Linked DNA regions of Homo sapiens: region 1 is linked to region 2. A link is a loop called in an ENCODE intact Hi-C map of the cell type or tissue named here. Cell type or tissue: heart right ventricle. All regions are shown on one strand. Each heading gives the region's core, and the rest is flanking DNA. Links, peaks and the distances in the headings are about the cores only.

What was found. Peaks named below come from ENCODE experiments on the same cell type or tissue, not always from the same donor. Only the 100,000 strongest peaks of a DNase experiment are listed, where the experiment ranks them.
Region 1: it touches region 2 in a loop (1.8-fold over the local background); 2 of 110 quality-filtered maps call a loop at or near these places.

What each region holds. Positions count from the first base shown.
Region 1 is chr6:39,416,408-39,427,420 of GRCh38, forward strand. KIF6 (kinesin family member 6) reads right to left here. Exons shown (of 23, transcript NM_145027.6): 15 at 3,541-3,596. Among named protein-coding and RNA genes, the nearest start is that of KCNK16, 99 kb to the left of the region's middle. RefSeq lists an enhancer at 443-943. In heart right ventricle, for the core only: no CTCF peak of the experiment used is centred there; DNase peaks (open chromatin) are centred at 4,080, 5,329 and 6,094; H3K27ac peaks cover 2,204 bases.
Region 2 is chr6:39,536,890-39,547,902 of GRCh38, forward strand. KIF6 (kinesin family member 6) reads right to left here. Exons shown (of 23, transcript NM_145027.6): 11 at 8,694-8,799; 12 at 7,666-7,804; 13 at 3,114-3,332. Among named protein-coding and RNA genes, the nearest start is that of KIF6, 180 kb to the right of the region's middle. RefSeq lists a silencer at 3,606-3,783. In heart right ventricle, for the core only: no CTCF peak of the experiment used is centred there; DNase peaks (open chromatin) are centred at 6,457 and 7,246; H3K27ac peaks cover 1,431 bases.

The sequences.
Region 1 (11,013 bases), core at 3,850-8,849, 120 kb before region 2:
GCAGCCGAATGATCTTGTATATGGAACAGGTAGATACAATAAAAATGGCTCTCCGACAGAAACACAGACTCTTATTATTTTTCAGGGAGATTTTAAATTGGTTACTCCTCCCATTTCTTATTTCAACTTATTTCAACATCAGGATTGATGTAAATGGCGTCTAGAGAAAGACAAAAAGGAGTTTGTGGCAAGAGTTTATCTACCTAGTTGGGTTGGCTTCTTTTAAGAGAAGGAAATTATATGGAAGTTCAGACTGATTATGCCATATAAAAATTAGATATTATACAGCCACTACTAAATTGATAGCCTTTAGGGAGTTTTGAGAAGGAAGGCAGCTCAAGAGGCAGCTGTGGATCACAATGTCAGAGAAAAAACAAACTACCCGAGGAGACAGTGGCAACCTGAACTTTAAACATGTGGGCTGACTGGTTTGCAGTTCACAAATACAGCTTTTGTTTCTTCTCTGCAGGCCAATTACGTGTGTACCCCTCGGCATCTCAATCTTGCCTCAGGGTCCAGAGGCAGGATGTAGCCCAGTTTGGGAGTGGAGCTGAGGCACCATCCCGTGCAGACAGGGCAAATTCATGTCATGCTCCTGCCTCCTGCCTCCTAGATTCACTGAAGGACTCCTTGGGGACTGCAAATTCCATTTGATTTCATTTCTCCCTAAGAAAAATGCACTCACTCATATCCTAAATTTCCAGAAACTTGTGTCCTTCAAGGTTGCCTTGGAAATTTTAAATGTGTGTGCAAGTTCCACCTTCCTCCTCCTTAGTCCTAACCTGGTGTCTGAGATGTCGTGATGGCAGGCTACTCCCTGAGGTCAAGCACCGTGAGGGGGTATTCAGTAATACGGCTGAGTCTCAATGACCCACTCACCTGGGCCCCTTGGATTAGAGCACAATTTGAAAGATGGGTGGCCAGGAATGGGTCTCACTGTGGTATTTGCATAAAGTGAAGTGAAGACTGGCATTGGCTTTATAGGCATCACTGAATTAACTATGTTCTTGGCAGCAATGGAAGCTTGAATCTCAATATTGGTGTGAACTATGCTTGTTATTTTCTGGATAAAACAAATGTTTACTTGTCCAGATCTTCTCCTAGCATATCTGGGCCCTTTGAACATGAATTATAAGCAGACATCTTCTCTGGGCAGATCAAATGACAGCCCTCAGTTGGTTGGCCCTTGGCTCTTGGGCAGGAAACACCTGTGCAGATTTTAAGGCAGCCCCCAACCTGCCTAATCTTCAGAATGTGGCAAACTTGCTCCACCAACATACACGATTGCACCACAGTTATGGGGAATTTGTAGTTATTTCCATTGTACTCAGAGTGAAAAAACTAAGTATATTAGTATAGTCAATTGGTGCCTTCCATCATTAGTCTATTTCATTAATGTTGGAACGGTTTTATTTTGGTTTACAGAGTAAGATATTTTTTAAGAGCAAAAGTTTATATTATTTCTTAGGGAGAAACAGTTTATAAAAGGTCTTCTCTCTTATCCCTCCAAGGATGAAAACAGACCACTGGGTCCCTTGAGGTAAGAGGATGCTGACAAATTGGCCCTGGCTCCACTGAAGTCAGCTTCCTCTTTCCCTCCTTCTCCCCTTCAAGCCAAGTAGACTATCACTGCCCACTGTCTGGGACTGGGATGCCCCCCAGCAGAGTGTCTGCCTTCCCACCTGAAGGAGATCAGCCTAGGATCAATTTCCTTATTGGTGTGGGTGACTGGGCCCTCTGAGAATCAGATGAGCTATGGATGGACATAATCTTCAGAAAAATACAAACATTCCTAACTCCCAGTTTTTCTCATGCAGTTTTAGGATGTTCAGGAATCCAGGTCAAGAAAGGGGTTTGAAATCTTTTTTTGTGCCAGCGATCTTCTGGCAGTCTGATGACCTTACGGACCCCTTCTCAGGATAATAATTTGGTGCATAAATTAAAATACGCAGGCTTTTAAGATAAACCAATTATATTGAAATAGTTATCAAAATTGTAAAACCTTTTGTGATACAGAAATATCTATGTACTTTTATATAAATGTATTAAATAAAAAGATCTAATGGTGAGTCTAATAACCACTGTAATTTTGTACTGATAGCACAAAAGATATTTTACAACGTCTGCCCCTCTGTGATATGACATGCAGGCCTCTGTGACTTCCACTGGGTTCATCATTGAGGTGGTGCTAAGTTTCAGTTAGAGGTTAGTAGAAATACAGGGGCATTTCTCTCCTATCAAGATCCTGGACCTTAGGTCAAGAACTCCTGAGACACAAGGATTCTGAGTGTGGCTGTTGGCTGTGTCTCTGGGTCTGGCTGCCTCAGCCCCTTCTGTCTCAGGCCACAGAGGGGACTGTGGGGCTCCTGTTTACCGACCGAGACAAACTGAGGCTATCGTGATTTTTATATTCTGTTAGAAAAATTAAAGGGGGCACTCACAGTGGCTTCTGTCCTGTCCTCACTTGTAGGCGGAGAAAAGGGGGTAGTAAGAGAGACCCAGCGGGCCAGCTGTGAGCCAGTAACTGCTGCCTTCTCCAGCACAGAGGTGAGGCACAGGGATCGCCTCTGTGAAGCTGCCCTGGGCCTGGGAGATGGGTCTCTGTGGTATCTTTTAGTTTGGGATGAAAAAAACATTGTCCTCTTACTTTTAAAAGGATTTGAGGCTGGGTGTGGTGGCTCACCACCTGTAGTCCCAGCACTTTGGGAGGCCGAGGTGGGTGGATCACTTGAGGTCAGGAGTTCGAGACCAGCCTAGCCAACGTGGTGAAACCCCATCTCTACTAAAATCACAAAAATTAGCTGGGTGTGATGGCATGCACCCATAGTCCCAGTCACATGGGAAGCTGAGGCAGGAGAATCACTTGAACCTGGGAGGTGGAGGTTGCAGTGAGCTGAGATCACGCCACTGCACTCCAGCCTGGGCAACAGAGTGAGACTCTGTCTCAAAAAAAAAAAAAAAAAAAAAAGAGAATTCGAGGCACATTTTACTGAGTTGCCTCTTGCCTTAACTTCACCTTTGCAGGGGTACTCACCTAAGTGGGGAGCCCTCCGTGGCAGCCTCCACCTTGGGAAGGCACGATGGCTTGTTTTTGCTTCTTATCCTTCCACCAGCTTATTGACTGATGCTAAAATATCATACCTGTGCCAAATATGCTAAGCAGAAGCTTTGGGAGGTGTAAGAGTGTTTCCCCATACTTGAAATACGAAATGACGTCTCACTGTAACCGTGAAGTTATGATTAGCTGAGCTACTGCTGAAAAACACCAGGGAAAAGCACAACTCTCTGATTGGGATGCTGGAGCTCAGGTCTGCCTGAGGATGAAAAGTTCAAGTTCTAGACAAAAGAAAGTGCTTTTCCTGCTGGGTGGTGGGAGGGATCACACACTTCCTAGGGAAGGCTCTCAAAGCAGCTTCCTTGGCAGGGGCTCTCCTGAAACTGGCCATTTGGGGCTTCATGGCCATTTGGAGGCACATCATGACCTGATTTTCACCAGGAAAATGGTTTCTGAAAGAGGCTCACAGAATATCATCTGCTTACCAATTTTACTTCTTGCTTCATTTATACTTTCTCCCAGGGCCTTGGCTTCAGAAAATCTGGAGGGGAAAAAAATGAAAATTGTAGTTTTTCTGTTCATCCTACAAGATGTTTTAAAAATAATAGATTTCTTAGAGGTCACTAAAATATGATGAAACTTTATTGAAAGACACAAAAGAAAAATCTAAATAAGTAAAATATATTAGGCTTAAAAATAGAGAGAAAATTGGTATTAATTATAGGTATTGTTAATTTTTACTCTATCCAGCACAGAATTTGTATTCTCATAGTCTCTCATTTATGACTTTTAATTTATATTATTTCATGATGCAAAGATATCAGAATAAAGCCTGGCTGTAAGGTTTCTGTGCTGTGTTCTATTGATTATGATACCAAGATCTTATAACCAAAGAATATATACTTACATAACTTTTTTCTGATTATAAAATAATATATCAGAGGTTGTAAAACTATGGCTGGTTATGAGACAAATCTGGCCTGCTGCCTGTTTCTGTAAATAAAGTTGCCCTGGAACACCGCCACTCCTATTCACTGACGCATTTTCTGTGGCTGCTTTCACGCTACAAGACAGAGTCGACTAGATGTGACAGAGACTGCGTGGCCTACAGGGCTGAAAATATTTTCTACCTCACCCTTTATAGAAGAAGTTTGCTGATTCCTGTTATATACCGTTATTAAGCCAGATTTTGAAAATACAAAAACAAGAAAAAAATTCTCAAGTACTCCTCTACCCAGAAATAAGCACATTGGATACACGTATCCACCCCGTCTTTTATAGAGCCAGTTTTTATAGGGTTGGGATCATAATACAGATATGATTTTGTGCCCCGATGTTTTTTTTTCACTTAGCATTGTAACATAAGTCCTTCCCTGTATTATGAGATGCATACCTTTGATGGCTTCATGCTAGTCTACTAGATTGCTGTGCTAATGTTTAGTGAGTGATTCCTTTATGTTTCTGGCCTATGTTTGAGACACCCACGATGAGCCAACTTTGCGCTAGAGAAGCAGACAGGACATGGCCTATGTGAGAACATGTAGTTCAGTCCCTATACATAGTGGGCCCTCATGAAATGTTAGTTGCTTTCCCTCCTCTCCTTTCTGCCATGAAGTTAAAGAGACAATTGAAAGCCTATGAAAGCAAGCACCTAATAGATAGCTGAATTAAATGGCTGTACCTTGGCGGGGCTAGTCATGCCATTAGCGTTTGACTAGGGAGTGGCCTGTCCACGAGTGAGCGGAGAGCTGTCAGGAAAGCTTCATGTACAAGGTGGGAGTGACCTGGGTTTTGTGGATCCACAGGAGTTTTTAGAAAATGTTTTATTATGAAAATTTCCAAATATACACAGGATAGTAGAATGAACCCTAACATACCCAGTATCACATTTTATTAATTGTCCAGTTTTATTTCAACTATTTCCCCTCCTCCTCCGCACTCTTCTCTTCTCACTTCCCCATCTCTAATATCCCGGCAAATCCCAGATATCCTATTGTTTCATCCTTGAACACTTTAGTTGACTGGGATTGTGTTGGAGGAAGTGAGCAGAGGAGGGCATTCCAGGCAGGGGAACAACAAAAGCAAAGGCCAGAGTGCCACGACTGCTCTGTGTTGGATGGAAAAGAAGTGTGAATTATGTCATTGCTATTTTCCAAATCTGTCTGCTTGGCCTGGGACTGTGGACAGGAGGTTTCCAGGGAAGGGGACTAAAGTTTTTCTCAATGTTAGTTTCTTGGGACTCCGCCCCTGGCTCCCTTATTAAGGCTGTTCAGGCTCATCGTAGATTATGTATGTTCTCTCCTCAGCGACGGCCTGTCACCTTCCAGGGAGAAGTACAGTTCCACTTGATGCAATTCAGACATTTACATGATGCACAGGTCACTGTGCTGGGCTCTGTGGGCTCATATGGCCTCTGCTGCTGGGCAGGCATAAGGCGACATTTGCTGCAGGCCATTTGGAAGATGAGGACCATCTTCAACTCTCCATTCTGCCAAGGGAGGGCCTATGATCATTTCATCACTGCTCTGTCCATCCCTAGTACCTAGGATTCATAGGATCTGACAGTCACACGTTGCTCAACGAGTGACTCCTCCCATTTCCTGTTCCATAGGCTTCTGGAAGCTTTAGACTCTTCGGAATAAGGAAAATACAAGAGCAAGGGTGCAAAACTGCTGAAATTCACACTGAAATTCACATCAATGCTGGAGGAAACCAGAGTACAGATAGAAAAGGAAGACAACATAAGCAGAAGAAGGACTTTCCACCGCAGTGCTGCCCAGAGAATCCCTGACAAGCCTGGGATGGAGTCCCCCAGCCTTGGCGGTGCCCAGATGTGTCTGGGGGGCCTGGCAGAGGGAGCCGCTGAGTGCTGTGGTCAACTCTCTCCAAAGAGCCGCCCTGCTCCAGAGCTGGCAGAAACTGTGTGGAAAGCCACGAGCTGTTCCTGTTTCTCTGTTGCAGCCCAGTCCTGAGCTAAAAAGGGCTTTCCCACTGGAGAGGTGTGGTCTGAGGGCTGTGCAGTCTTCATGAGACCATTTTCCCGTCACTCTGGAAGTTGTCACCACTCCAGGCCACCCCACCCACATGTGTTCCTGATCCCTGGTTGTCAAGACGAACTCTGAAAGGCCCAACCCTGAGTGTGTAGAGGGAAAGAGCAAGTGTCAAAGGAGATGGGAGAGATGAGAAGGCTAAGGACTCGGTTAGGAAAGATGCGAGAAAGAGGGTGACCCCATCAGTGCTGCCACGTTCTTCCTGGCCCACCTGCATCTCCACGCCTCTCCAGCCAGCCCCAGTCTCCCTCCCTCCTCACTTACTCCCTTTCCTCCTGCCCCTCCGTCTGAATTCTGCTCACCTAAACTTCACCAGGGGGAGTTTCCTGCCTCCTGATTATCTAAAAGGCGCATCCTCATCCATGAGATGGCTCAGGGAGCCAACTTTTGGCCAAGGGTATGCTGCACCCCTGTACGATATCCTAAGGTGCTGCTCACTGCTATGCTGATGAGGCTGCACCTTGAGGAGGGGCAGGAAGGTTGTGTAACTCAGCCAGGACCACTGATGAGCGCCCGAGGGTTTCTTTCTATTGGTGCCAAAGCATTCCTATTAGGGCGTCGTTAGTTGTGTGGCTGGCTTTGGGGAGTGTAAGATAGCTGGGTGCAGTTCCAGTGTGGATGCAGGCAGGCTGCCATGTCACCTGCACACAAAATCCTGTGCAGGGGCAGGGGCTGGGCTTGGAAGGGAGAAGGAATGCGATGCTCTGCTGTTCTTCTACTAGCCTGGCTTCCCGTAACACCCAGCCCTCCTCAACTATGGCTCCCACTGTGTGCCAGACAGGTACTTGCAGACCCTGGGGAAATGCTCTGTTATTGGCTTCCAAGGGCCCCGGCTCTTCTGTCTTTTTCCCCCTCTCTCTGGCACCTCCTTCTCAGTCTCCTTTGCTGATGTGTTCTGCAGCCTGTTCCTTGAATGTTGATAATCCACAGGATTTTGTCCTAGGCCCACTCCTCATTTTCCCTACTCCCTGTAGGCATTCCCTTTATGCCAGCATCTCCTTGGCTATCTCAACTGTCATCTCTCAAATCTCCACCTCAGCCCTGCTTTAGTTCCTGACTCAGGTATCCAACAGCCTGTTTGATACCTTGAAGATAACTAAAATCGACTGTACCCAAAAAGAACTAATCATCTGCCCTGAACACCTCCCCTGTTTTTCCTGTTGTTCCTGTCTCAATGCACAGCACCATCACTTACGGATGGCTCATGTCAGTAACCTGCACGCCACCCTTTGCCCCTCTCTCCATTAGCGCCTTCCCTCAATCCTGGAGTCTCAGCCATTCTCTATCCTCAATATCTATCAGAGCATTCCACTTAGCTCCAACTGCCTGAGAGCAGAACGCTGCCATCTCTCCCAGATTATTGCAACCACTGCTTGCTCCTTCCCCTGCAATCGCACTGCCTGTCCGCAGGCTAGTCCCCACATTTTAGCCTGAGTGATTCTTCTTAATGCAAACCTGGTCCTGTTACTCCCCTGCTCAAAACTCCTCAAGTGCTCCCCAGTGACCTCGGGAGAAAGTCCGGATTCCCTAACAGGGCGAAGTAGACTCTTCACGCTCTGGCTCCTGCTGCCTTCTCCAGCTTCTTCTCTTCCATCCCCCACAACATTCCCAGGCAGGCTTGAATCTTAGTTTCGTCAAGTGTCACACTGTCTCTCATCTTGGGGACGTCCCCTTTACTTGGAGCCTGTCTTTTCCTCTGACTAATTTCTGCCTAACCCCTTAGTTTCCACAGTGATGTCTCCTCCTCTGGATAGCATTCCAGGACTGTGCAGGTCTACAATACATGACACCCCCAGGTGCTCCCCAGCACCCTGCACTTCTGCCATCATAAGCAGATGGCATACTATATGTGAATTGCCTGTTTACTTGTTTGTTTCCCTTTCAATATGGTAAGCTCCATGAGGACAGCAACCACATCTGCTTAATTCACTCTTTTCTCTGGGGCTTAGAACAGGGGCTTGCACCTAGTAAGCATTCCATAAATATTTGTAGAATAAAAGAAGATAAGCACGTGAGCAAGTGTGTGTGCCAAGGCAACGTGCACAAGTGAGGAGCGCTAGACTGGAAGTCAGAGTAGGACCAAATGCCTACCTCACCTCTTAGCGACTGGGTCTCAGGCTCTTCATTTCTAGGATTAGAATGAGATGCCGTCAGGGCTGGGTTGATGTGGAAAGAGCATGCATGCAAATATGTTTTGTGTGTCATAAATTCATTATGACCATGGCCTGGCAGTGTAGGAACCCCCCGTAGGGAATGTGATGGACTGTGAAGTGGGAATGTGTGTTGGAAGCAGTAACCACAGACAATAGTTTGTCTCAGCAAACCAAAGTATTAGAAAGGATCTCTGCAAGTCAATGGTCAAGGACACTCAAGATGGTTGCTGAGTTTCTCATTTTCAATGGAAATGAAAAGGATGGAGGAATTGAGGGTGAATCTGACGTTAACTTCCAAGATCAGTTCCAGAAAGAATCCCATCCTGCTGTGGGGTGTGTCAGGCGGAGATACTCATCATGACTGGGGAAGCAGCTGGCTCTGCCCCACACACCATTCACTAGGGATCATGGGCAGTGGCTGCTTTTACCCATGGGCCAAAGAGAGGGGCTGGTGTTCGTTCAGCAGCCACTCAGTCCCCAAGAGCCTCTGCAACCAGATGCTCTGTCATGCCAGCTGAGATTGCCTTCTGAGAATGGTGGGCCAATATGTGTTTGAGGGCAAAGGGTTCCTACAATATCTTTCCTACTTTTCTTGTCTAGAACAACTAACTTAATATGTTGCTTTTTCATAGAGTGAACATCCAATACCCTTCCCTGTCAGAGAGGAGGACAGAAGACTGGGCCTATATTTTGCCATTTTTTTCCTCCATAAACTTGTACCTTGTACCCTGGCTGCCTCCACTTTATTGTAATAAAGATCCACCCTTTGTTCCCCTTATGCTTTTTAAAAAATGCTAGTATTCCTTTCCCGTTTCATCTCTCCCACTATGGCCTCCCTCTCCCGCCTCCAGTTGATCAGCTCCTCCCCTGACCCTCCAGAAGCCTGCTGCATCCTCCTACTTCTCGGAAGCTGTAAAGTCTTCTCCAGCCATTTTCTTGGCTGCCAAGATTTCTCAAAGTCAATTTCAAATTGTCATTCACAAACAAAAAAAGTGTTTTTTGAGTACCTTTTTTTTTTTTTCCTGTGGCCAGCACTGCTTTTAAAATTGTGGAGAGGCTGAGAAGATTCTAATCTAATCTCTGCTCTCAGAGTTTATCATTTTAGTTCAGCAGAAAAGATGTAAATACAAAAAAAAAAAAAAAAGGAAAAATCATAAGGGTTAAAATGAAAGTCTAATGGGAGCCAGGAAACTCCTCCTCACCATGGGAGTTACCTCCTGATGGTGCCACACGGTTTCTCTCCACCCTCGGTCCGGTTTTCCTGTTGGTTTTAGATGGCTGTTTGATTCTATGTTAGAAGGATCCAACTGAGTGAAGGGGTGCTTTGCTTTGTTTAGTTTACATTTTCAACACCTTCATTTCCAATAGCAGTTAATCTCCCCATTTATTTCTTCTTTTGTTATTGAATGGGACTCTGAGACTGATGGACTCAGTTTGTATGAAAAATCTGCCACAAAAGAAAGCTTGCAGTGCCTGGGCACTGGTATTTGCCAAGCATGGGGTTTCCAGCCTCTCTTCATATTATTGTATACTATAGGGATGAGTCATGCCTGGAAAATGTGATTGTGAATTGCAATTGTTCTCTGCTGAAAAATCTGGCTTAAGAATTGGCTCACATGCTCTAGTTCACCAAAGGGCGAACATCCTATTCATGTGCCAACATCTTATTTCTCTTGTCACATACAGGCAGCACAACTTCCTCAGACTGGAGACCAGAGCTTAGAGATGCTAGAAATTCCCCGTGAGAGCAGCAAAGGGTGCAGGAAAAAGGGGAAGAAAAACCTTTCTATTAAGTAACATGGGGCTGAGTGCATTGGCTTACACCTGTAATCCCAGTACTTTGGAAGGCCCAGGGAGGGGGGAGGATCATTTGAGCCCAGGAGTTCTAGACCACCTTTGGCAACACAGAGGGACCTCATCTCTACAAAAGGTAAAATTAGTCAGGCGTGATGGCATGCATCTGTAGTCCCAGCTACTCGGTAGGCTGAGGCAGGAGGATCACTTGAATCTGGGAGGTTGAGGCTGCAGTAAGCCATGATCACACCACTGCACTCCAGCCTAGGCGACAGAGTGAGACTCTGTCTCTTCAAAAAAAAAGTAACATGGAATGAAGGGGATGGGGGAACCACTCACTGTCCCCTCCTGCAACTCTAAATCAATTCTTATACTCTGGGTCAGGGCTGAGAGAGTCAGAAGAGATTGTGGGTCACCAATAATCCCTACATTTGTGCTTAGAACCTACTTGCTATGGGGTAGAGAGGCTGAACTCATTCAAGGCTTTTGCATGGGGGCAATTAGTTCCAGCCCCTATTTAGTGGCACTTTGCCAACATAATGTCCCAACACCAGCATGGTCAGACCACAGAATTAGTCTGATGTGAGAAGTCTGGGGTGAAATGGGAGTCCAGGCTGGTGGGTCCTGGTTGCTGAGGTCTATTGGGAAGCTGAGGCTTAGAGATGAGGCAGGAAGCCATCGCTGAATTTCACCCTAAGTCAACCCCCTCCAGTCTGTGTCTGTATTCCCAGAACTGCCCATCTTCCCACAGTTGGGCCACATGAGTCCTTCCTGTCACTAGAGGGAATGGAAGCAAATGTGTGGAAGGGGCCCGGGTTACTGGAAGGGCATTTCCTAAAGTAAGGGTGGCATGGAAGTGACCCTATGAGCATCTGTGAAGCCTTCCTTTGATGTCTGTTGTTGAAACCCTGCTTATGCAGTTATTTGTTTTCATACAAGAACATTTTTCTTATTCCCCTTC
Region 2 (11,013 bases), core at 3,359-8,358:
GGGATGCAAGGCTGGTTCAATATATGCAAATCAATAAATGTAATCCAGCATATAAACAGAACCAAAGACAAAAACCACATGATTATCTCAATAGATGCAGAAAAGGCCTTTGACAAAATTCAACAATGCTTCATGCTAAAAACTCTCAATAAATTAGGTATTGATGGGACGTATCTCAAAATAATAAGAGCTATCTATGACAAACCCATAGCCAATATCATACTGAATGGGCAAAAACTGGAAGCATTCCCTTTGAAAACTGGCACAAGACAGGGATGCCCTCTCTCACCACTCCTATTCAACATAGTGTTGGAAGTTCTGGCCAGGGCACTCAGGCAGGAGAAGGAAATAAAGGGTACTCAATTAGGAAAAGAGGAAGTCAAATTGTCCCTGTTTGCAGATGACATGATTGTATATCTAGAAAACCCCATTGTCTCAGCCCAAAATCTCCTTAAGGTGATAAGCAACTTCAGCAAAGTGTTAGGATACAAAATCAATGTACAAAAATCACAAGCATTCCTATACACCAACAACAGACAAACAGAGAGCCAAATCATGAGTGAACTCCCATTCACAATTGCTTCAAAGAGAATAAAATACCTAGGAATCCAACTTACAAGGGATGTGAAGGACCTCTTCAAGGAGAACTACAAACCACTGCTCAATGAAATAAAAGAGGATACAAACAAATGGAAGAACATTCCATGCTCATGGGTAGGAAGAATCAATATCATGAAAATGGCCATACTGCCCAAGGTAATTTATAGATTCAATGCCATCCCCATCAAGCAACCAATGACTTTCTTCACAGAATTGGAAAAAACTACTTTAAAGTTCATACGGAACCAAAAAAGAGCCCGCATCACCAAGTCAGTCCTAAGCCAAAAGAACAAAGCTGGAGGCATCACGCTACCTGACTTCAAACTATACTACAGGGCTACAGGAACCAAAACAGCATGGTACTGGTACCAAAACAGAGATATAGACCAATGGAACAGAACAGAGCCCTCAGAAATAATGCCGCATACCTACAACTATTTGATCTTTGACAAACCTGAGAAAAATAAGCAATGGGGAAAGGATTCCCTATTTAACAAATGGTGCTGGGAAAACTGGCTAGCTATATGTAGAAAGTTGAAACTGAATTCCTTCCTTACACCTTATACAAAAATTAATTCAAGATGGATTAAAGACTTAAATGTTAGACCTAAAACCATAAAAACCCTAGAAGAAAACCTAGGCATTACCATTCAGGACACAGGCATGGGCAAGGACTTCATGTCTAAAACACCAAAAGCAATGGAACAAAAGCCAAAATTGACAAATGGGATCTAATTAAACTAAAGAGCTTCTGCACAGCAAAAGAAACTACCATCAGAGTGAACAGGCAACCTACAACATGGGAGAAAATTTTCGCAACCTACTCATCTGACAGAGGGCTAATATCCAGAATCTACAATGAACTCAAACAAATTTACAAGAAAAAAACAAACAACCCCATCAGAAAGTGGGCAAAGGATATGAACAGACACTTCTCAAAAGAAGACATTTATGCAGCCAAAAGACACATGAAAAAATGCCCATCATCACTGGCCATCAGAGAAATGCAAATCAAAACCACAATGAGATACCATCTTACAACAGTTAGAATGGCCATCATTAAAAAGTCAGGAAACAACAGGTGCTGGAGAGGATGTGGAGAAATAGGAACACTTTTACACTGTTGGTGGGACTGTAAACTAGTTCAACCATTGTGGAAGTCAGTGTGGCCATTCCTCAGGGATCTAGAACTAGAAATACCATTTGACCCAGCCATCCCATTATTGGGTATATACCCAAAGGACTATAAATCTTGCTGCTATAAAGACACATGCACACATATGTTTATTGTGGCACTATTCACAATAGCAAAGACTTGGAACCAACCCAAATGTCCAACAATGATAGACTGGATTAAGAAAATGTGGCACATATACACTATGGAATACTATGCAGCCATAAAAAATGATGAGTTCATGTCCTTTGTAGGGACATGGATGAAATTGGAAATCATCATTCTCAGTAAACTATCGCAAGGACAAAAAACCAAACACTGCATGTTCTCACTCATAGGTGGGAATTGAACAATGAGAACACATCGACACAGGAAGGGGAACATCACACTCTGGGGACTGTTGTGGGGTGGGGGGAGGGGGGAGGGATAGCATTGGGAGATATACCTAATGCTAAATGACAAGTTAATGGGTGCAGCACACCAGCATGGCACATGTATACATATGTAACTAACCTGCATATTGTGCACATGTACCCGAAAACTTAAAGTATAATAATAATAAAATAAAATTAAAAAAAAAAGCTGGAAACAGGAAAGGTGTCTCTGAGTTGGCCCAACCCTGCCAAATGCTATTACGTGACAAAGTTTTATTAATTTATTGTCATTTAAGTCTGTGGTATTATTATTTTATTATTTTTGAGACAGAGTCTCACTCTGTCACCCAGGCAGGAGTGTAGTGGCCTGATCTTGGCTCACTGCAACCTCCACCTCTCGGGTTCAAATGATTCTCCTGCCTCAGCCTCCTGAGTAGCTGGGATTACAGGCGCGCACCACCACGCCCAGCTAATTTTTGCACTTTTTAGTAGAGATAGGGTTTCACCATATTGGCCAGGCTGGTCTTGAACTCCTGACCTTGTGATCTGCCTGCCTTGGCCTCCCAAAATGCTGGGATTCCAGGCGTGAGCCACCGTGCCTGGCCTGGTAATATTTTTAAATAGTTTTCCTGCAGATAGTTCATTTGGATTTATAAATAAACGCTGCCTCGTCATCATATCAGCAATATCTGATCTTATTTGTTCCCTTTCTCTAAAATTAACTTTTTTACTGTTACCCTGAACCCATCTATTCTAATGCTGAATTCTGAGAAAATTCATAGTTGGTTCCCCTCAGTTCAGTCATCAGTTTGGGAAAGTGGTATTTAATTTAAGATAATTGATAGTTATAAAAAATAATTCTAACAAAGAAATTGAGCCTTCATCCTGATACATGTAAAACTAAAGGGTGCTACATCGAAATCCATTACAGACAATGAGAAATACTGGAAATTTAGTCAACTGACCTATTTTCTTGTGGAGCAAACTGGATCTTTTCCCCAAAATGCTGAAGTCCTGGGCCTGTGAGGGAGCTGAGGATAGTCGCATTCTTTGACCTTCTTCTGGGTTTCCTAGGCGGAAGGGTGGGCTCTGGGACTGTCTGAATTCACGTCTATCCATGCCAGCCAAGTGGAGAGCCTCCTGAGCTTTCTTCTTTTCTTTTTTTAACATGTTGACCAGGATATCTGAAACTTGACTTAAGGATTTAATGCCTGATGCTAGCTTATAGTAATCAAAACACAAATGTCCTAAGTGTCATTAATGTTCCTAACATTTGCTATTTATCATGTGGTAAAGACTGAAGGAAGGCTTCAACTTCCTGAAGCCCCATATATAGCAATGGACAATTTAGGAGGCTTGCTTTCTATATAGCACCACTGTATGAAAAATTAGCAAACGCAAGGTCTTTACAATGTTCTGAGTTTAAACCAGGTACATCTTAACAATCTTATGAAAGTGCTTATAAAAAGTCAAATGAAGGCTGAATAGTAGTAGACAATAGGCTATGTATACATCTTCCCAGATAAAAGATGAATTTACTCACATAGCCCATGTATATGTATCAGCCCCCTGGGCGAGCACGCGCCTGCTCGGGAGGCAGCAGCAGAGCAGAGCGGGAGGATGGTGAAACCCACCCGGCTGGCAGATCAGCCGTCTTCATCCTGGCGGCCGGTGCGGTGACAAAGGTTCAGCCAGAGCACCCCAAGCTCAGCACGTGCTTATGTAGAGTTCACTCAGATGGGGGCTTTTTAAGCCACTAATGTTTGGTCTCAAATGTAACAGAAAAGAAGCGAATTGTTAGCACAGACATATCATTTTAAAATGCACCTTCTGTAGGCCATTGAGATATGCCAGGACCATTGATGATAAAGGATAAAACCACTCCCCTCTACCCTACTTCAGTGTTCATTCTGTGTTCACGATGCCTAGAACTCTAAGAGATTTTTGTCCAATCTGCTAAATGGAAAGACTGTAACCCCTACTGAGAATCTCAGAGCTCTAACTGCATATGGGGTAAGATGAATTCAATGCCTTTGCATCGCTAGAGAAGGCTCATTAAAATGGGAGTCTAAATGTGGTATGTGTCCTAAAGGGTAAACTTTTCAGAGGAAGGGGATACAGAGAGCACTGCTACTTAGAAAGGCGGACAGGTACCCAGATGATATTTATTCTTGGACAAGCAGCGTGGAAGTCATTTGACCTTCATCTTCCTCCTCAGCTTTAACTCCCACTTGGTGATTTCTGGAAGCATAATCAGGTTTGCTCTCTCTGATGTGGCTTCCATTCCTTGCCCCAAAACAACATGTACTTACCAAAAATGTTCACAGCTTCTTAGTGTCTAAGCATTAACATGACAGAGAAGAACAGGGCTCTGGCCGAACACGCTGCTCCTCTTTGTATGGAACTGATTACCAATGTCATCATACACTTCCATTGGTTCACACACTGTGATGGCAATATCCATCGACTCCATCGACTCACTCATTCAGTGATATTTGTTGGAGCTTGTGCTATAGATGCCAGGCCCTGTTCTAGGCATCGGTATAGAGCAATGACAAGGCAGAGTAGTTTCTTGCTCTCACGAAGCAGACGTCCTACTGGGGAAAGACGTCTCACACATGCATGCATGCACATGCACACACACACAACATCAGAATGCCACATACCTAATCTGAAGAAGGTCAAGGGTGACTGGGCAGCTGCTATACATTGGGTGCTACAAAAGGCCTAAGAGTGACCTTTAAGCTGAGATCTGAGCCATAAGAAGAACCAGCCAGAGGAAGAACATCAATGCAGAGGAGAAACAGGAAGTTTCCCTAAAGAGAAACAGGCCCGGAAGTGGCTCCCAATGCTACAGTCCTGTGATCCCACTTCCTACAATGCACAGGACAGCTCCTGAGATGAAGAATTATCCAGCCACAAATGTTGATAGTGCCAAGGCTGAGGAACCTCGTGTTAGAAGAACAACAAGAAGGTAACTGTGACTGAAGCCTAGCACACGTGGGACGAGGCATGAGAAATGAGGTCCGTGGGGGAGGGGATGGTGTAGGCAGGGCAAGATCATCCAGGCCCTCGTAAACCAGAGCAAGGAGTTTGGTTTCATTCTTCATATCATGGGAAGCCCCTTGAAGACTTTAATGAGAATAATGATGCGTTCTGATGTACATTTCATAAAGATCGCAATACGAATCTATCTTCTGTGCTGCCTTCCTTCTTCTCACCTTTCCCCTGTCTTCTTGTCCTCCCTATTCCCATTTATGGGAATGGCCTTTGTGCTAAACACTTTGCTGGGTCATGGATCCCCCTGTCATATATTTTGTGAAGGGGTGTGTGAACTTTATTCAAGCTGAGGATGTCACCAACAGGACATCATTTTCAGTCTCTTTCCAAGAAGATCTGATGTCGTTCGCAGTCATTTGGGTGCATTACTGTCTTTTGTGAAACTCAATTATAATCACTTTTTTTATTTCCTGGAAGCCATATCTTTCCCATTTGTTGTGTCACAGTCTTAGCCTTCTGGGTTCTACAAAGAAAGATATGAAAACATCCTCCAACCTGACTCTGAATAACTGTGAGATTTCAGGAGGTTTTCTTAGTCGTTGGTCTTTGATAAGCACAGCTTTGAGAGGATTAAATCTTAGCTGCTATTCTTCCTTCTTCTGAGATTGCTTATTGTCTTCATAGTCATAACTCCAATTACATCACACTCCGCAGTGCTCAAAGCACTTATGGGCTTTTCTCAGCAGGTCTTATGGTCCTGCTCCTGAAGAGTAGAAAGCAATGTCACTGAGTAGGTACAGAGCTAATAAATGAAGAGCTAGGATTTCAATCCAGGTATGAATTGAAGTGCAGTATTCTTTCCACTCTGACTCCCATACACCATCATTTTGAATAAGAGTGTCAGATGGAGGGAGCCCTGTTTGAATTGCTGACAGTTAGTAAAGAATCTAGGGTAACCCCACATGAATGGTGATGCCTGGATTCACCACAGTGAAGGAGGGGAGGTGATGGATATCTCTCTTTCACTCTCTTTTAAAAATAAACATATAGGAACAAACTTGGACTGTTCTCTCTCTGTCATATCTCATTTCATCCCTCCTATATGCACAGACATTCATAAGCCCAGAAGGGGATTAAGAAGTTGGTAGGAGTATTTAAAGGAGAAGATCCTAGACTAGGATCAAGGCCAGGAAAAGAAACAGAGCTCAGACTGGGGCTGGGGCCAGGACTGAGGTCCAGGCCGAGACCATGCCAGGAGATGGATGGTGTAAGAGGAAGGAAAAGGAATGTGAGGGTGACAACACCATGGGCAGCACTGACGGATGAAGGCTTGTGTGTGTGTGTGTGGGTGGGGGGGGATTCTCAGCTGAACCTACTGTTCCCTGGCCAGCTAAAACTCACTTGAATCTGACACACAGGATCTGCTGATACTCAAGTAAAATTAGAGACCAAAGTTAATCAGGCAACATGTCTACCTCCCATTTGGTTTGTTCTTACCTCTTTATTACTGGGTTTCCTTTATGTAGACTATTTTCATGCATTTTGCATAAATAGCTGAAGCTAAAGCATCTTTTGGTAATTTAAAAAAAGAACAAAAATATCTGTTTATAAAGAACTGACCGAAAGGATTTCTTGTGCATGTTTAAATTCTGCAAACGTAATGAAAATGTCAAATCTTTTTACAAGAAGCTTGAAAGATAAAATGAGAAACAATACCAAAGAAATATCTGGGAGGCCTGAGTTCCACCCAACCCCACAGGGGCTCCATAGAAGTAACCACTTCGTCTGCAACTGGAGGCAGCACATGCTCCCATGGGCTACTACCACTTTCAGCACCCAAAATACACTGCCTCTTGGAGCCAATAAGAATTCTATCTTATTTGGTACTGATCAGTTTAGCTAAAAAAAAGAATTCTATCTTGAACACTCATCTATACTCACTTCCAAATTTGGGAACATTTGTAAGTGTAACTCAAAGCAGTAGATCTGGCTTTTAAATAAAAAGTTACATTTAAATCAATCTCTGCTCTTCATAAGCTAAATACCATTTGTCATTTTTCAGCCATCATTTGAGTTTCACCCACGCACCAGCCACAGATTCTGGGCCATGGTGAGTCTGTGGTCAGCCTGTTGTCTGGTCAGCTTGCTAAAGATAACCAGCTAACTTACTGGCTCAGGGCTAACACAAAGAGAACACAACAGAGGAGCCAAAAAATATATTTTAAAAAATTAATGTTAAAAGATGGTGTAAAAAGGCTCATACTTTGAAATAAACTAAAATGTTCCCTGCAAGAGTAACTATGTCAGGATAAAAACAAACACATTTTTTTCTTTTATAGAAACTCTTTTTCACTGGTTGCAATACTTTGCTGAAGGGACCTTTGACTTCTCAATGGAAAGAAGCAATGTGAAATGGAAGCTGGGTGGGGAGCTCAGCCATGTGGCTCAGGAAAGACTGCTGTTTACCCCTTTCAAACCAGGATAGAGGAAGTTTCTTCATCACTTCAGAAAGGATACTGATTTCGTTATCTCTCTGTTTCAGAATATCTCGTAGCTTTCTATATTCTTCTTCTTTTAATGGTTCTTGACAATCTTGGTCTTTGCTTTCAGAGGAGACTGTATTGTTTTCAAGGATCTTCTTGTCATTCAATAGTTTCTGTAAGATAAAATAAGAGCTTAGTACCCATATCTCTAGTCCAAATTTCTTTGTTTCTTTGACTCTTTTTCCTTTAACAATTCCCTGCACACATCAGGCATGTGTGACCTGTCTGATGCAGGTGCGATGTCTTTGCGATGCAGTTGCTTTTTTGGCTTGGCATGTTTTCTCCCTTCTACCTGCCTTCTTTCCCCTCCTCCTTCCTCAACCCTCTCTCCCCATCTTATCTCTCCTTCCCTAAATTGGGAAATGCCTACTCAACATTATCTCTTCTTGGACTCCTTTCCCTTTCTCTATACATCATTCCACTTAATTTACACTTTTATTCTAGTACTTATCATGTATTGTGATTATTCTTTACAACATCTGTCATCTCCATGACTTGCTTATTAAACTTTGTCTTATCTATACCTGGCCCTTAGTAACTCACAACAAATGTTTATTATCTTAAAGAAGTATGCAAAAATACAAGTGAGCTAAAAGTAAAAGTGATTATATTCCCAGCCCCTTGTCATGAAAATTAAAACCTAAGGCAGAGAAAAACTGAAATATCATATGGGTATATCAAACTGCTGAAAAAATACAGAATGCAATTCTCTTGATATAGCTTGAAAATAGTTTTTTAAAAAATATGGAACTATTCTGTGTAGAAGGTAGAGATTCCTGACAAAAGAATTAGAAGTCCATGGCCTGAGTTTATTTATTGGCAAGTAAGATACAATCTCTGAAGAAACTCAGTGATAATCATACTATTGATTCAAAGATCGTACCATTTTCTGGACATGCAATGCTGGATCCTAACCTTCCAAGAACTGGTCAACTAGAAAAGTTTTTTTGCAGCTTGAACATGGCTGAAAATGGCTTCTATTGGGGAAACATTTAAGTTTACCTTTAAATGATGAAAACAGTGATGAACTTTACGCATATCCGCGCCAACCTCTAATCTACTGTCTGAATCCTGGTCTTCCAAAAAGGATGTTATTAGTTTTTCCAGCCTAAAAATACATAATGTATGAGAAGCAACTGTGAGCTAGAAGCTTTAAAAATTCTAATGGCATTATCTAGTTGGTTAACATTTGAAGTACAGAATATTGTTCCCACCTCTTTACAGAAGTACAGATTTGAGTATAAAAATTAAGGGAAAAGAAACATTGACAAAGTGAAATTTATAGTGAAGCCATTATTTGACTAATTTCCAGTGAATTTTCTTATGAAGCTTTCAATATAGAAATCATTTGATTTCTATGGTCCATCCATTCTAGCCACTCTGAATTTCTATGCCCCTGTGCCTGGCTGCTGCATTGCTAGAAAAAGTAATGAGAATGTATTTTAAATTAATTTCACTAAAAATGCATGTGACTCCGCTTCAGCTGGCACCTCAGTGATACCCCACTATTTTTTTAATCATTCCAGGTGATCTTCTATTCTTCACAGTGCCTATTCCAAATCTTTCTACAGCCCCCAAGCCTGCCACTACTCTTTCACTCTCTGTCAATAAAGTCACTTCTTTATTGGTGAAAGCCATGCAGACTCCTTTGTTTCCTCCTCCTTTGCCTCAGAGTGTCTCTGCCTCACTGCTCAGGCCCTCTTCCTGCTTTTATAGATTGTGGATATTCTTCCTCTTTCTGAAGGCCAGTTTCTCCCCTGGGCTCTCTCTCTGCTTCTTCCAGGGCTTATCTAGTTAATTACCTCTTTTCCCTTAATCATCTCTTTATCTCCTCTCTATACTGACTCCTTCCTCTTTGCTTACAATCATGTTGTTTTTCCTATCCTAAAACAAAATGAAATAGAAAACAAAACACCTCCCTTTGGAGGGACCATCCAACCACTCTATTCTAAAGTCCTAGTTTGGCCGGGTACAGTGGCTCACACTTGTAATCCCAGCACTTTGGGAGGCCCAGGTGGGCGGATCACTTGAGGTCAGGAGTTCAAGACCAGCCTGACCAACAGAGTGAAACCCCTTCTCTTCTAAAAACACAAAAACTAGCCAGGCAAATTGGCATGTGCCTGTAATCCTATCTACTTAGGAGGCTGAGGCAGGAGAATCACTTGAACCCAGGAGGCAGAGGTTGCAGTGGGTTGAGATTGTGCCACTGCACTCCAGCCTGGGCAAAAGAACAAGACCCTGTCTCAAAAAAAAAAAAAAAAAAAGTCCTAGTTTATTCATAGCACCACGTGCCAATGTAGCATTCTAGTACTTTGTATCAGAGGGAAATTCTTGGCTCTTATTTATCTTTGTTCTTCCCGTCCCCCTAACATTAGGTTCTCAACACAAATATGTTCACTAGTTACTGGATTCACTGCCATGGACATGGTTCCCCTCTAGGTTGAGATGGAACTCTTAATAAGGAAGGTTTAAGGATGACAATCAGTATCTATGATGTTATGTATCATAATACAGCAGCAGCATATCTTTCTAGTACTATTATGAAAATATTTGCATACTTTCAGCATCTTTTAAAACTGTATCTACACATTTCTCTTCTGCTGTTACTATCAGCCCACCCAGATAAAATGTAATGATTTCTATCATAGAACAGCCTTGGATTTCATTTGTACCTCTTGTAATTTGTGACATGTGACAGCTATATATTTACAAGTGTGAGACAATTTATACCGTTACTTTTAAGGAGTTTCTTTAGGTGAAGAGATACTTATTTGCACTATTTGCTGATTGACAGTGTGTTTCCTTTTGGATTAGAGCTTCAAACCATCAGATATACAGAGGGATTTATTCCTGATACATTTTTTAAAAAATCATGTAAATTATTATGAAAACACATGTTTATGAACAAAATTCCAAACAATGCAGATGTGAATATATTAAAAAGTGAAAACTCCTCCCACTCCCCTGCCACCATTCCCCTCCACCTTTTTTTAAAAAAATTTGATACCTTGGGAAATCCACTGTTAACAGTTAAAATATATTATTCTTATTCTTAATGAAGCAGATACCTATATTTATATATTCATTTATACATTTTGGTTTGTTGTTTTTACAAAAATGAGATCATAGTCTGAATAATGCTTTACATCATTATATTTCTAAAGCATTTATGGCAGATGAGCTTTTCCATCAGTGCATACACAGTAAAGGTATTTCATTTCTAATGGCTATATAATATTCCATACTATGGATGTACTACTATTCCTCTCTTGATGGACACTGAGGTGACATACTCATACAGTTGCTACTTTCCTCTGTAACC